Linked DNA regions of Homo sapiens: all the other regions are linked to region 2. The links are chromatin contacts, found by Hi-C in ENCODE. All regions are on one chromosome and are shown on one strand. Each heading gives the region's core, a stretch centred on a gene start or an enhancer-like site at or near the end of the contact. The rest is flanking DNA. Distances are from core to core; before and after follow the strand shown. Region 1 holds the start of NUP54 (nucleoporin 54). Region 2 holds the start of BMP2K (BMP2 inducible kinase). Region 3 holds the start of RASGEF1B (RasGEF domain family member 1B).

Region 1 (3,867 bases), core at 1,108-3,607, 2.6 Mb before region 2:
TGATATAATCTGAATTGGCTACGCAATAGAAACACTAGTCAGTTTCTCATCATGCTCCACAACATCAAAAATGTTTTAGTAATAGCAGATCTGCAAGTATACAAAATAAAAAGTAAACAAGAAAGTCTATCAGCCCTTTGCTGAAGGTTAACACATATAAAAGTAGTTAAAACATATTACATTATCATAACTCAAAACTTAACAGTGATAACTCCAAATGAACATGAAATCAAGCAAATACCAACAAGTTTATTTATTGTTGTTGAATTATGAGCTGGGTGGCTTTATTCAGAAACACAAATTTCAAAGTAAGATTTCTGTTTTACCCAGTGCCAATTTTAAGCAAACAAGGAAAAGTAAACACATCAAAGGACAGTGATATGTGATTACTTCGAATACATCTTAATTAAAATGCATCATCTTGTCTTTGAAGTTTTCAAATATTCTTCGAACTGTTTTCAACTCAGATGCTAGGGTGATAATCACATTGCAGTAACCAGTGAATGAACAAAATAACAAACTTCCCAATTAACTTTTAGGGAGTAAATAATGTTTATCAAATGCATATAATTGGCATGGGCACAAGAGGCATAACGTAAGAGACTATGGACGATAAATTCATATACGAGCAGCTGAAGAACAAGTTTTTTTCTACAGTGTCACTATGTAAAGTACCCATAAACCTATTTTAAATGTATATATCATTATTGTTTTGCAAAATTTCTAATGAGCTGCAAACAACCCACGTGCATATGAAAATCTTCATAATTATCTTTTTGAATGCAAAGACGTCTAGCTTACCTTTTAGAATTCGATGCTATATCACATAAAACTAAACTGCTCTCTTTGAGCATTTCCCAAAATTCCAGCAAAGAACTGGGGATTCTTTCTATAATTACAAATCTTATAGAAATTACACATCTTATAGTATCCTAATCTGCTGAGTTGACCAAAGAAATACATTATTATCATTATAACACAAGTTAAAAAACAAAACAGGTTACTGCTGTTCGTATAAGACTTGTTTCTCTTTGGAAACACAAGGACAATAAAATGAAATCTCAATGAAAGATGCAGAAAAAATGAAAAATGACTGCAGGAGTCCAAGAATCCCAGGATGGGCTTGACTGGTGGTGAGTTTATACTTTGGAAGTCCTACCTAATAATTTTAAAGATCTATTCAAAATTATAATCCAAATGCTTATCATTTGGAAGATAAGTGCACATTTAATAAAGGAACACTGTAACTTGCAAAACTTTCCTAAACCACATCTTTTAAGGCAGTAAAAACTTGATACAGATGTTTTTGATTCGAGATAAGGAAATAAATTTCCTTTCCCTATTAGACAAGTAACTGTTCTTTCCCAAACTCCAGGAACCACAATATTCTTGGACTCCAGCTCCCAACACTGGTTACACATACAACCCGCAGTATCTACCTGCACTTGCCAGACTGTTACCAAAATTGAACGGAGTCGCCGAGGTAGTAGAAACACCGAAATTCCCAATATTAAAGTTCACTGCAGGATTAGCAGTTAATCCGAAACCCCCAAAATTAAACCCACTGGCGGTGGAGTTGGCAGTCTCAAGCCCACCAAATCCTGATAGGCGTGTAGGCAAAGAAACAAAATTTTAAAAAGGGGGAGAGGGAAAAAGAAAAGAAAGCAAGATAAGGATTAGAAGAATCAGCAGGAGGTTTCACAGAAGTGAACAAACCTGGTTTTGCTCCAAACAGTTTAAGAAAGCAGAGTGGGGGTGGGGTGGGGCAGATGGAAGAAGCATGACGGATAAACCCCACAGCGAGGACCACAGGGGGCCGGGGGTGGAACTAAGGGAGTCAATGGGCAGTGCCGGTGGATCCCCAGCCCTATCCTCGCCGAGTCCGGCAGCGGGAACCACGCAAGCGTTCCCGCCCATCCAGGAGGCTGAGGTGCAGAGGGGAGGGAGGTTCTCGGGCAAGGGGAGAGGGAAGCAACCTCCAATTTCTCTGAGTAGGACTCCCCGGCAGCGGGAAGCGAACCGCTCAAGCCAGGGCCCTGTGGAAACTCACGCGCGGCAAGCGAGCTTCTAGTGGGACCCCGAGTACCCCCGTGGCCTCCTCGGGTGCCGCCTCGGCCCACTCTGCCGCCGCCCGCCCTTTTCCAATGCCTCTAAAGTCTCCGCGTCGGCGGGAGATTCCAGGATCCCCAGGTCGGAGAGTCTCGGACAGAGGGGGCGGACCAGACCCTTCCCCTTCTTCCCGGGTGAAGGTCTAGGGGGATCACTCACCCGCGGGGGCCGCGGTGGCTGCAGCGGTACCGGAGGTGCCCGAGGGAGCCCCAAAATTGAAGGCCATGTCGCGAAAGCAGGAGACCAAGTAGGTTACTCCTGCGACGCGCAGCGCGCTCCCCTTCTCAGTCCGGCCGGGAAACCGCCAGTCAGATCACCGAGTTCCGCCTCCTTTCTGACCTAGCCTAAGAGGCCGGAAGGCGCCAAGGGCGTAGGAGGTGGGTGGTTGTGAGGGAACGCCCCCAGCCAGCTCACTTCCGGTGGGCTTCACATGCTGTGGGGTGTCACTGTTAAGGTAAAATGCTGGGACGCTCGCGAGGGTGTGCCGCCTGAGAGTCCTTTAAAAACTGCCGTAGGGAGGTTCTTTGGGAAAGGTGTGCAGAGGCTGAAGTTGTTACTGTAGGGATACGCGGTAGACAGCTAGAATTTGTATGTGGTAGGGTTGAAGTTGCTGCCTCATCAACTAGCGGGCCTGGGAGGTCGGGCAGCAGGGCTGGGGTTGAGAACCCCCCCAACACCCACGAGGAGGTGGTATTTGAACCCAGTGCTGAAGGATGAGTAGACGGAGCAGAAGCAGTAAAGAGGATGCACGTTGGAAGAAATGAAAGCGAATGGAATTGTAGCAAACACGTTGCGTTTACTATGTGCCAGGCACTCTTCTAGACATTTTACATAATTTAATCAGCTATCTTATGAGGTGGGTTGCTGCTATCTCCAATTTATAAAAGAGGAAACAGGTACCAAAGGGTCAGGCTGTTTACAGAGTAAATACTCCTAACCACAGCTCTAAGGGGAGCACTGAAAAAGAGGGGAAGAGTGGGCCCCCTCTGTTGTACTTGTAATATAATTTAATCCTCAGAATAAATAAATAGAGAAGATTCTGTAACTGTATTTTGCAGGTGAGATGAGAGAATTGAGGTTTGGAGTTGTTAAGCAGCTTGCCCAAAGTCACCTTGCAGGTAGGTTCTGGAGTCTGGTTTTGGACTCATGTTTCTCCACTCCAGAGTCCCAATTTGTAAAAATTACCATTATATTATATTGCCTTGTAAATTATGGTAAGGATTTCAGACTATTTCTTGAGGGTAATGGGAAACCTTTAAGGGGTTTTAGGCAGAGGACTAGTATGACTAGAATTTTGTTTTTAGAAGATCCCTCTGGCTGCCATAAGGAGAATGGATTGGAAGGAGCCAGAATGCCTGAGGAAGATAGAGCTTTTAGGAGTCTGTTGTAGTTGCACAGGTAGGAGATGATAATGACTTGGATTACATCTGGCAGTGGAATTAGGAGAATAAATTTGAGAGATACTTAAGAAATAGCATATATGAGACTCGTAGTATTTGGACGTGGGAAGTAAGGATTCAAGGACAACCTCCTGCTTTCTGGCTTGGGCAAGTTGGTGAATGGTGGACCCGTGTCTGACTCCTACAAACTGAGTATGCTCTCATACCCACTGCCCTGCCTTCTTTCACTGTTTGTCACAGATAATTTATCAATCTAATTTTTCCTTACAATAGTATATATTCCATAAGTGCAAGAACCATGTCCCTCTTGTTCCATGCCCATCACAAGTGCCTGGCATATAACAGGGGGAAATAAATA
Region 2 (3,814 bases), core at 971-3,470:
ACCCAGCCTGGAGTGCACCAGTGCCATCATAGCGCACTGCAGCCTTGAACTCCTTGGTTCAAGCGATCCTCCTGCCTCAGCCTCCTGAGTAGCTGGGATTACAGGTGCACCACCACCATACCTGGCTAATTTTTAATTTTTTTTTTTTTTTTTTTTAAAGAGATGAGGTCTTGTTATGTTGACCATGCTGGTTTTGAACTCCTGGCCTCAAGTGATCCTCGTAAACTAACTTTGAAACTTATTATAGCAGGCTTGTTGTGATCAGGTGAAGTTATATCAGGCCCAAACTTTGTATGTTTGTCTGACTCCAGTTTTGAATTGCATGAAATGACTTAATCTTTCCATTATTCTGCTTAAAAAACAATTCAAATTTAGGAATGAGACTCCACAATGAAGCCCCACAGCAACGAAAGTGGTCAGCTTGTTTCTAAATGGAAATCCCCAACTGCCACACCACATCAATCATCTGACATATAATCTCACTTCCACTAAGCTGGAATCTACTTTAAACGTCAGGTCTCTGGATGAAGAATTTTAGTTTAGTGGGTTATGTAGCAGAAATGCCTAAATCCAGAGCACTATTTTAGTGTTGGCAGAAATAGCTTCTCTTCAAATAGCAGGGAAGAAAGAACAAGGATTTTAAGTTCAAAGTTTTTGTCTAAGCACATTTTCTAATGTTTCTACCCGTTATCTCATTAAAAAGAATAAAGAAATAGGGGTGGGGATAGAACCACATTCATCTACTTTCATAGAAGGTGCATACTGGAGTCCTGCAGATACAATTTATTTGATCTATATTTTAAAAATTAGGGAAATGCCACATTAGAAAACAGTTCCAGGTTTTTGGTTCTCTTAAGAAACTGGAACCTCTGGGCACAGTGTGTGTGCCTATCTTCTTTTGTGGAAAAGTAGGCTGGAGCTGAGAATTGGCTGCTCTCTTTACACAGGCTCTACAGTTTGCCATTCCCTACCACTCCTGAATGTTTTACACCCATATTTATTTTGTTGCTTCACCCTGCAGTCGGGAGACTCCTGCAGTTTATGAAATTGATACAACAGGGCTTTTTTTTTTTTTTTTTTTTTTGGTAGGGGGTGCAAATCTCTTTGATTTGAGGGGAACGCAGTGGTCGCTTTTGCTTCCAAACAGCCTTAAATCTGCCCGTTTTTCAACGATCTGACCTTACTTTTTCAGGGTGGCCAAAAGCACAAAATTATGAATCAAAGAATGGTCCCCAATTACCACGAGCCAGCTGTGTGACCTTGGGCGACTCCGTTAAGTTCTTTTAGCCAAGAGTGATGAATGGTCTGCAAAACGACCTTAATACCTGTTCTGAATACCCCCACATGGCTGTGGTACAGCAGGCGTGAGATGTTTAAAGTACTCCTAAGTAATTTATAAACTGCAAAACGCTTCCCAGCACAAGCGTCCGCTACAGAGCGCGACGACACCGAGCCGGTTTAGAAGTCCAGTTACTGGAATCCACTCCAGTTCCGTCCTGCTCCCACCTCCTACGCTCAGGGTGGGCGAGCGGAAGGAGACTCTCAAGGGAGAAGGCCTGGAAAACTGGCTAAGAAACGAAGCGAGAAGTTCCTCAGCAGGGGTAAAGTTGTTGGCGGCATTTTTAAGCCCCTAGAGTGGCACAGCGACTCCCGGTCGAGATGACGGACCCCGGTGCGTGACCAGCGCGGGAGCCAGTCCCGGGCCACCTCCCTGCTTGAAGTCGGGCCTGGCCAGTACCCTCCCGGCGCAACCCCGGACCCGGGACCCCCGACTTTGCCCTAGTCCCCAACCCCCACAATCACCTCCCTTGGTCCCCCTCCACGTGACAAGAGCCGGAACCGTCACTTCCGGCGGCGCGGGCAGCGCGCCTGCGCGGGTCGCCCGGCCTCAGTGAGCGGTTGGCAGCAGCGCCCCCCCCCCCCCCCCGCCAACGGCCACGAGTGGCGGGCGGCGCGGGTTCGGCCGGGGCGGCGGCGGCGCGACGGGCTGCGGTCCTGCGGGTTTGTGGCCTGAGACGTCTAGCCCACTCCCTGGAGGGGCCGGCCGCCCAGCCTCTTTCGCTCTCTTCCTCTACCCCGGCTCGCGCTCCAGGCGCTTAGTGAGGCGGCGGGACGCCCGGGGCACTGGCGGAGGCGGCGGCGTCGCCCCTGGATTCGGACCCGCCCCCTCGCGCCCCGCCCCGTCCCCGCCCTCCCCACCGCCCTCTGCGGGAGCCGGGCAGCTGCAGCGGAGCCGCGGAGCGGGCGGCGGGGCCCAGGCTGTGCGCTTGGGGAGCGCGGAATGTGAGGCTTGGCGGGCCGCAGCACGCTCGGACGGGCCAGGGGCGGCGACCCCTCGCGGACGCCCGGCTGCGCGCCGGGCCGGGGACTTGCCCTTGCACGCTCCCTGCGCCCTCCAGCTCGCCGGCGGGACCATGAAGAAGTTCTCTCGGATGCCCAAGTCGGAGGGCGGCAGCGGCGGCGGAGCGGCGGGTGGCGGGGCTGGCGGGGCCGGGGCCGGGGCCGGCTGCGGCTCCGGCGGCTCGTCCGTGGGGGTCCGGGTGTTCGCGGTCGGCCGCCACCAGGTCACCCTGGAAGAGTCGCTGGCCGAAGGTACGGGCGCCCGGGGAGGCTCGGACAGGCAGGTGAGGGAGGGTTGGGGTGTGGCGGCGGCTTCTCCGGGTCCTCGCCCTCCGGACTGACTCTTATACCCCATTCTTCCTCTGCTGCCGGGCCAGCGGGGGCTCCTAAAGAGTGGCTCGGGCTTTCTCTCTTAAGCTGGCTTTTCTTGCCGCTGGCTGCCCCGGCCGGTGCACAGTTCTCTCATGCCTAGTTTAAATCATTTTCTGTGCTTTTTGACGCGAGAAAATAGGTAGTAGACGGGCTAGGAAGTGGGTTGGTGTTACGATTGGGCCAGTGACTCATTAGAGGGTCAGATCGAACAGGGTTGAAGCTCCGTTCTGCCAGCTGTGGCTCAGACGGGTGTCATGCGTTGGCCTTTTCATCTAAGCCTCCACCCGCGCTGCAGGGCATAGGACCCTGCAGCCCCTGGTGTCAAGCTGGGCTTTGCTGCAGCTCAGTCATCTGTTGAAAAACAATGTATTTGTGTGCATGTGTGCGTGTTGGAGGTGATCCTTTGCTCTAAATTCAGTTAGTAGGTTGCACTGAGGAGCAGGTAAACTTGGAGCCCATTTATCTTTGTTATTTAGAATCTTCTCTGTTGGACAAGGTGCTATTCATGCCCTCCCAGTATGTCTCTTTGATAGTAGTTTAAAAGGTGATATAAAAGCAGGTTAACTTTCACTTAACGAGGTTTTGTGGTCGGTCCTTCATGATCTGGAACAGGTTATGACGGCAGGTAGAAGTCTACTTACAAAAAAAGTTTACTCCATTTTAAAAGAAGAACTTAGAATTTAGTTTTGTATTTCTGGCATAATTGCCTTGTAGAAAATACTTGCCCTGTGTGCTGCATGCTTCATTGGCCTTTGAGTTTTTAGTTGCAAAATGATACTACAAAATAAACACTTTAAAAGAAATACTTTTTGTTGATAAATGGCCCTTTTAAGTTCTATGGTTAAGATAAAAAAAATCGAAGAGTGGATTCAGTTCTCCGAGCGTTAGACGTTGATGTGGTTTGAAAACAGTAGACTGAGATTCCGCTTGTATTTTTTGAAATGCTATACACAACAGTAAATTAGCACAAGGGAAAAAACCTGAAGATTTTTGTATAAAATATTTGAAAGAGAAAGAAATCGTGAATTATTCAAGTGTACATATCATTGTTTCGTGAACCATTGCTCAGAATAATGATCTTAGCCGAAACTTGGAGAGGTGG
Region 3 (4,182 bases), core at 1,550-4,049, 2.7 Mb after region 2:
TGGCAATACCTGAATTCAACTACTACTAATAAAAATCCCATAAATCTTAAACAGCATTTTTAACAGTGCAATTGGCCTCTTTAAGAAGTCACAAAATGTTTTCACAGCTTTTTCATTTATTATGTGTGGCATCAGAATCAAGTTTCCCAATCCCTGCTTCAAGGATTCTAGATTCTTCTCCCAAGCAAAGAAAAAGACATTCCATTCACCCATCTCCTTTCCAAGGAGGTGCTCTCCTGGGGCTATCCCAATGTTCCTCCCAAGTCCAATTCTTCCAGGTACTCTGCGGATATTGACAAAGCTGATCCCAACACTCCTGAGTCATACTAGGGATCCCAGCTCCTCCCCTTCAATTTTCTTACCATGTCTTTTTCCTTAGAAAGGTGTATTGAATTGTTTTTATATAGTCTATTGTACTCTATTAACTAGTAGTTAATTTTAGGTTCTAAGAATAAAATGTTATATAAGAACTATGTGTTATTATAATACTTTGATTTAGTTATACATATAAATACATATGTATATATGTACATATATGTGTATATATACACACACACACACACACATATAAATAATCTATTAGATGCTAAGCTGTAGGGGGTTAGCGGGAGACAATACATGGGAATGCTTTCTGGTGATTCTCTTCTCCAAAAGACAGTATGATTCCCAGGTATTAGATGTGTTAGTATCAGATAAAATATCCAGTGGAGCACATAAAATGAAGCAAGACTGAAAATGCACCATAGGAGAAATAAATTCTAAGAATGTAACACTTCGTTAGACAACTGGAAAGTACAAGGCCAATATGCTTAGTAGTTAGAAATGTTGCCCACCTCCAAGAAAACAAAGGATTGACCCGACATGCAGTGGAAGAATGCCAACAAGAAACTTGTTAATCAGTGGCTGATCTCATCTTCACCAGAAAATCTGCTTGAGAGGCATAATATAACGCTGTTTGTAAACCCTGATATCTGTCAAAAGTGCCCTAAGGTCCTCCTCTCTAGCTCCACCACTGCCCCTCACTTAAAAAAATAAAATTACCTTTAATGATAGGGTTTAACAAGCTGCCTTCTTTTTTTCTGTTATGAAAACCTCAACAGCAAATAATTTTTATTTCTTTTTATTAAAGAAAGCAACTCTATATTTGTTCTAAATCTCATGGGACCAGTTATTTTCACCCAAACGGCCAACCAGGTATATACGCTGCTTAACTGTAAACCTCCTTGTTTCTTAGCAGAGGCTTATCGCCATGGTCCAACTATGTTTTAAATTAAGGCATAGCCATCACATGCCAAGCTCTAGCTACTGTTTTCACGAGGAAAGGGCAATTATTCACCCCATCTGAGTGTGACTGTGCCAGACATCATTCAAGAGTGCACCACCCTGATCCCTAGACTCTTCCCCTTTATGCACCCAGTTCAGAGACCCTCCCTTCGGCCATTAGACCATCTGAGCTAAATATAGATCTACACACACCAGCAGTTCCTGACCGTCGTCACATGGTGCTGACGAAGGACTCCTTGGAGACGCGTTCGGCCCAAACACATACACAAATTTGTGTGCATATTCATCTATATACACCATATCCACCGAATTCATCAGGGAGGATGGACACATCTACATTCCGAAGAGAAAATCGCCGTCTAGACAATCTCCTTGTGTTATCTGCCACACTTGTGCCACCCTCGGCAGTGTCAGAGGATTAAGCTACGTTGCTTTTGCCTGAACTGCGCCGATTTGGTTGGGGCAAGACAGCAAGCAGTATTGAAATGGTACGTCCATACACACACACAAAGGCGCGCGCACCCCAGCCCCCGTCTCGCCCTTTTCCCTGGTGCAGCACTTAAGTTGTTTTCACAGCTCCCTTAGAAAGAACCTCCCTTAAGCTGACTGCCCGCGAGGCTCCTAGATACCTCTAGCTCATCTGAGATTCCCCAGGCAGGTGACCCGAGGCGACTCAACTGAGCTCTGGCAAAAGCAAGGCGACTCAGTGTCTCCCAAGTTTGCCAGGTGAACACCGAAGGATGACAGCACATCACCTTGTCGGTGGCGAGTATGTGACTTCTGTTCCCTTGTCCCTTCCTACGAGTCAGACTTTAGATTACATGGCACTGACAACAAAAATAAACAGCTCCCCCTACACACACACGCACACAAAACTGGTCAAGAAGTGGAAGAATCAACCTAGGTATGCACACGAAGGAAAGAAGGGATGAAAAAAATGATGGACGCGATTACAACTCAAGACAAATCCTCAAAAACCACCTATCTCGAGACAGAAGGCCTGGCTGCAGGATCAGGGAGAAAGAGGGAAGGCACAACCCAACCCAACCCAAGCCTGGCCCTGCCCGGGTCCCAGCGGCTCGGCCTCGCACCTGTTGGGGCCGCGGCAGTCCCAGGTACCCGCAGCGGCCGGGCAGGGGCCCTCCCCCGGTCCCGGGCTGTAACTCGGCTCTTGGCGCCCGCGTTCGCGCTCACTCGCCTCGGGATCTCCCGCCGCCTCGGAGCGCACCCGGCAGCCGGTGAAGTCTCTGAGCCCCGCTCGCTCCCCGCGCGGCCCAGGGATCTCCAGGGAGAGCGCAGCGCGCAGTAGGGTCCGGAGTTCCCGCTCCGGGCTGTGGTCCCCCAGCCGGGAGAACAACCCAGCCAGGGAACAACCTACCTGCAGGTGAACTCCGAGTCCTCGGCCTCCCGGCTGCGTGCCGCGCGCCCACAAATGCGACCAAAGGACAGGGAGCTAAAGCGCGCGGGAAGAAGAAAAACAAAATCTGTCTAACCAGTCGGGTTCCTTGTTTATACTGAAACTACGGCAGCCGCCGCCGCGCACGCCCCCCTTGGCTCAGGCGCCTGCCTCCCGCTGCCAGCCCCGCCCCGCCCCGGCAGGCGCGGGCCAATCACCGCGCAGCTCACCGCCCACGCCGCCGCCACCCGGCCCGGCAGGCAAGTCCCAGTGGGCCCCAGACTCCCGCAGCGCGTCAGCCTGGGTGCCCTCCCACGCGGCAGAGGCCCGCGGAGCCCAGCGCAGCGGTGTTTAACAGCGTTGGTCAGGCTGGCTCCGACTGTGCGCGTTTCCTCTTGAGTGCACCTGCCCCGGGCTGTTGTGCAGTCGTGAGTGTGTGTGTGTTCATTCACGTGTATACTATCTGTAAATACCGGCCCGACTCGTTACACAGTATTTATTAACATAATTGTGAGCTAAAGGTTACTGTCCATGTAACTTTCAGAAGAGAGCGGAGAGGAACCACAGAACATTTGCTTAGCAAATAACACATAGATCCTGGTGCTAAGCACTGTGCAAAACGCTGGGGGCACACTTGGCAAAGTAGGCTGGTCTCTGCCATTGTGAAACTTACATAGTCTAGTGGAGGACAGACATTCAGCAAATAATCACCCAAACAAAATGTAGAATTACAGCTGCTAGAAGTTGCACGGAGAGGAACCTGTTCCGTGAAACATGATTCCGGAGGCAAAGCAGGGAGGCTAGTCCTCAGTGAGGGCTGTGTTGTCATGGTAACCACGTACTCACTCCATCATGGGATATTTGATAACTATTTCAGAAAAAAGGTAAAAACCTCCGTACTTCACTTTGTACACATAAAAGGAGGCCAGAGGGAAATAATGATGGAAACAAGGGAAGAAAGAGACCTATGAAAAGAAAAAATTTACAGAATTAGGAGACTCTTACCAACTGTATTTCCTTGAGTAAGTGATACAGCTTTTCTGAGCTTCAGTTTTCTCATATATAAAACAACACTATTCATACCTGTCCTATACTGTTATAATTAAGATTACTGAGGGGGAGGAATCCTTTTCCCTCCTGCTCCATGGGTCCCTCCCCCTCTCCTTCCTGGGGTGGAGTCATTTTGACGCTCACTTTGTCTATTCTTAGCGGATTCCTCTTTCATTTTCTTCATTTATGCCTCCTTTTACTTTTCTTCCTCTTTATGATACTCCTTCCCTCCTTTGTGTAAATAGGACTCCTCTGATTCAGTAATTCACTCTAACCTACTTGAGCCTTTGACTTAACCATAGCTTCTCTGCAGTTTAAATGAGAAGCCATAAGGCCAAGGGAACTTGGTGGGCCAGCCATGCAGAGTGAAACACAGAGGCTGGGTGGCCCTGCCCTGCTGTTGTGGTTGTACTGGTTGGTTGATTTTTCAAGCTCAGTTTTTGCATCCCGAT

Evidence for each region. Hi-C counts contacts between places; a loop is a spot of excess contacts on that map. Pooled maps may share reads with other maps.
Region 1: a loop to region 2 is called in a map of CD4-positive, alpha-beta T cell, with 5 times the contacts of the local background. The contact joins the promoter of NUP54 here to the promoter of BMP2K in region 2. A Hi-C loop is called at or near these places in 2 of 168 maps with a recorded cell type or tissue (CD4-positive, alpha-beta T cell and naive thymus-derived CD4-positive, alpha-beta T cell) and 7 of 50 pooled maps.
Region 3: a loop to region 2 is called in a map of sigmoid colon, with 9 times the contacts of the local background. The contact joins the promoter of RASGEF1B here to the promoter of BMP2K in region 2. A Hi-C loop is called at or near these places in 3 of 168 maps with a recorded cell type or tissue (CD8-positive, alpha-beta T cell, sigmoid colon and tibial artery) and 5 of 50 pooled maps.

Annotation. Positions count from the first base shown.
Region 1 is chr4:76,146,040-76,149,906 of GRCh38, forward strand. NUP54 (nucleoporin 54) reads right to left here and starts at 2,358. Exons shown (of 12, transcript NM_017426.4): 1 at 2,269-2,358. The coding sequence starts at 2,335. It overlaps LOC124900718 (a long non-coding RNA gene), which reads left to right and starts at 2,510. Exons shown (of 2, transcript XR_007058144.1): 1 at 2,510-2,563; 2 at 3,168-3,867. RefSeq lists an enhancer at 2,308-2,467.
Region 2 is chr4:78,774,130-78,777,943 of GRCh38, forward strand. BMP2K (BMP2 inducible kinase) reads left to right here and starts at 2,221. Exons shown (of 16, transcript NM_198892.2): 1 at 2,221-2,592. The coding sequence starts at 2,415. It overlaps BMP2K-DT (BMP2K divergent transcript), which reads right to left and starts at 1,841. Exons shown (of 1, transcript NR_186689.1): 1 at 1-1,841. RefSeq lists enhancers at 1,457-2,087, 2,720-3,350 and silencers at 1,554-1,803, 1,894-2,563, 2,925-3,125.
Region 3 is chr4:81,469,108-81,473,289 of GRCh38, forward strand. RASGEF1B (RasGEF domain family member 1B) reads right to left here and starts at 2,800. Exons shown (of 14, transcript NM_152545.3): 1 at 2,663-2,800. RefSeq lists a silencer at 2,732-3,141.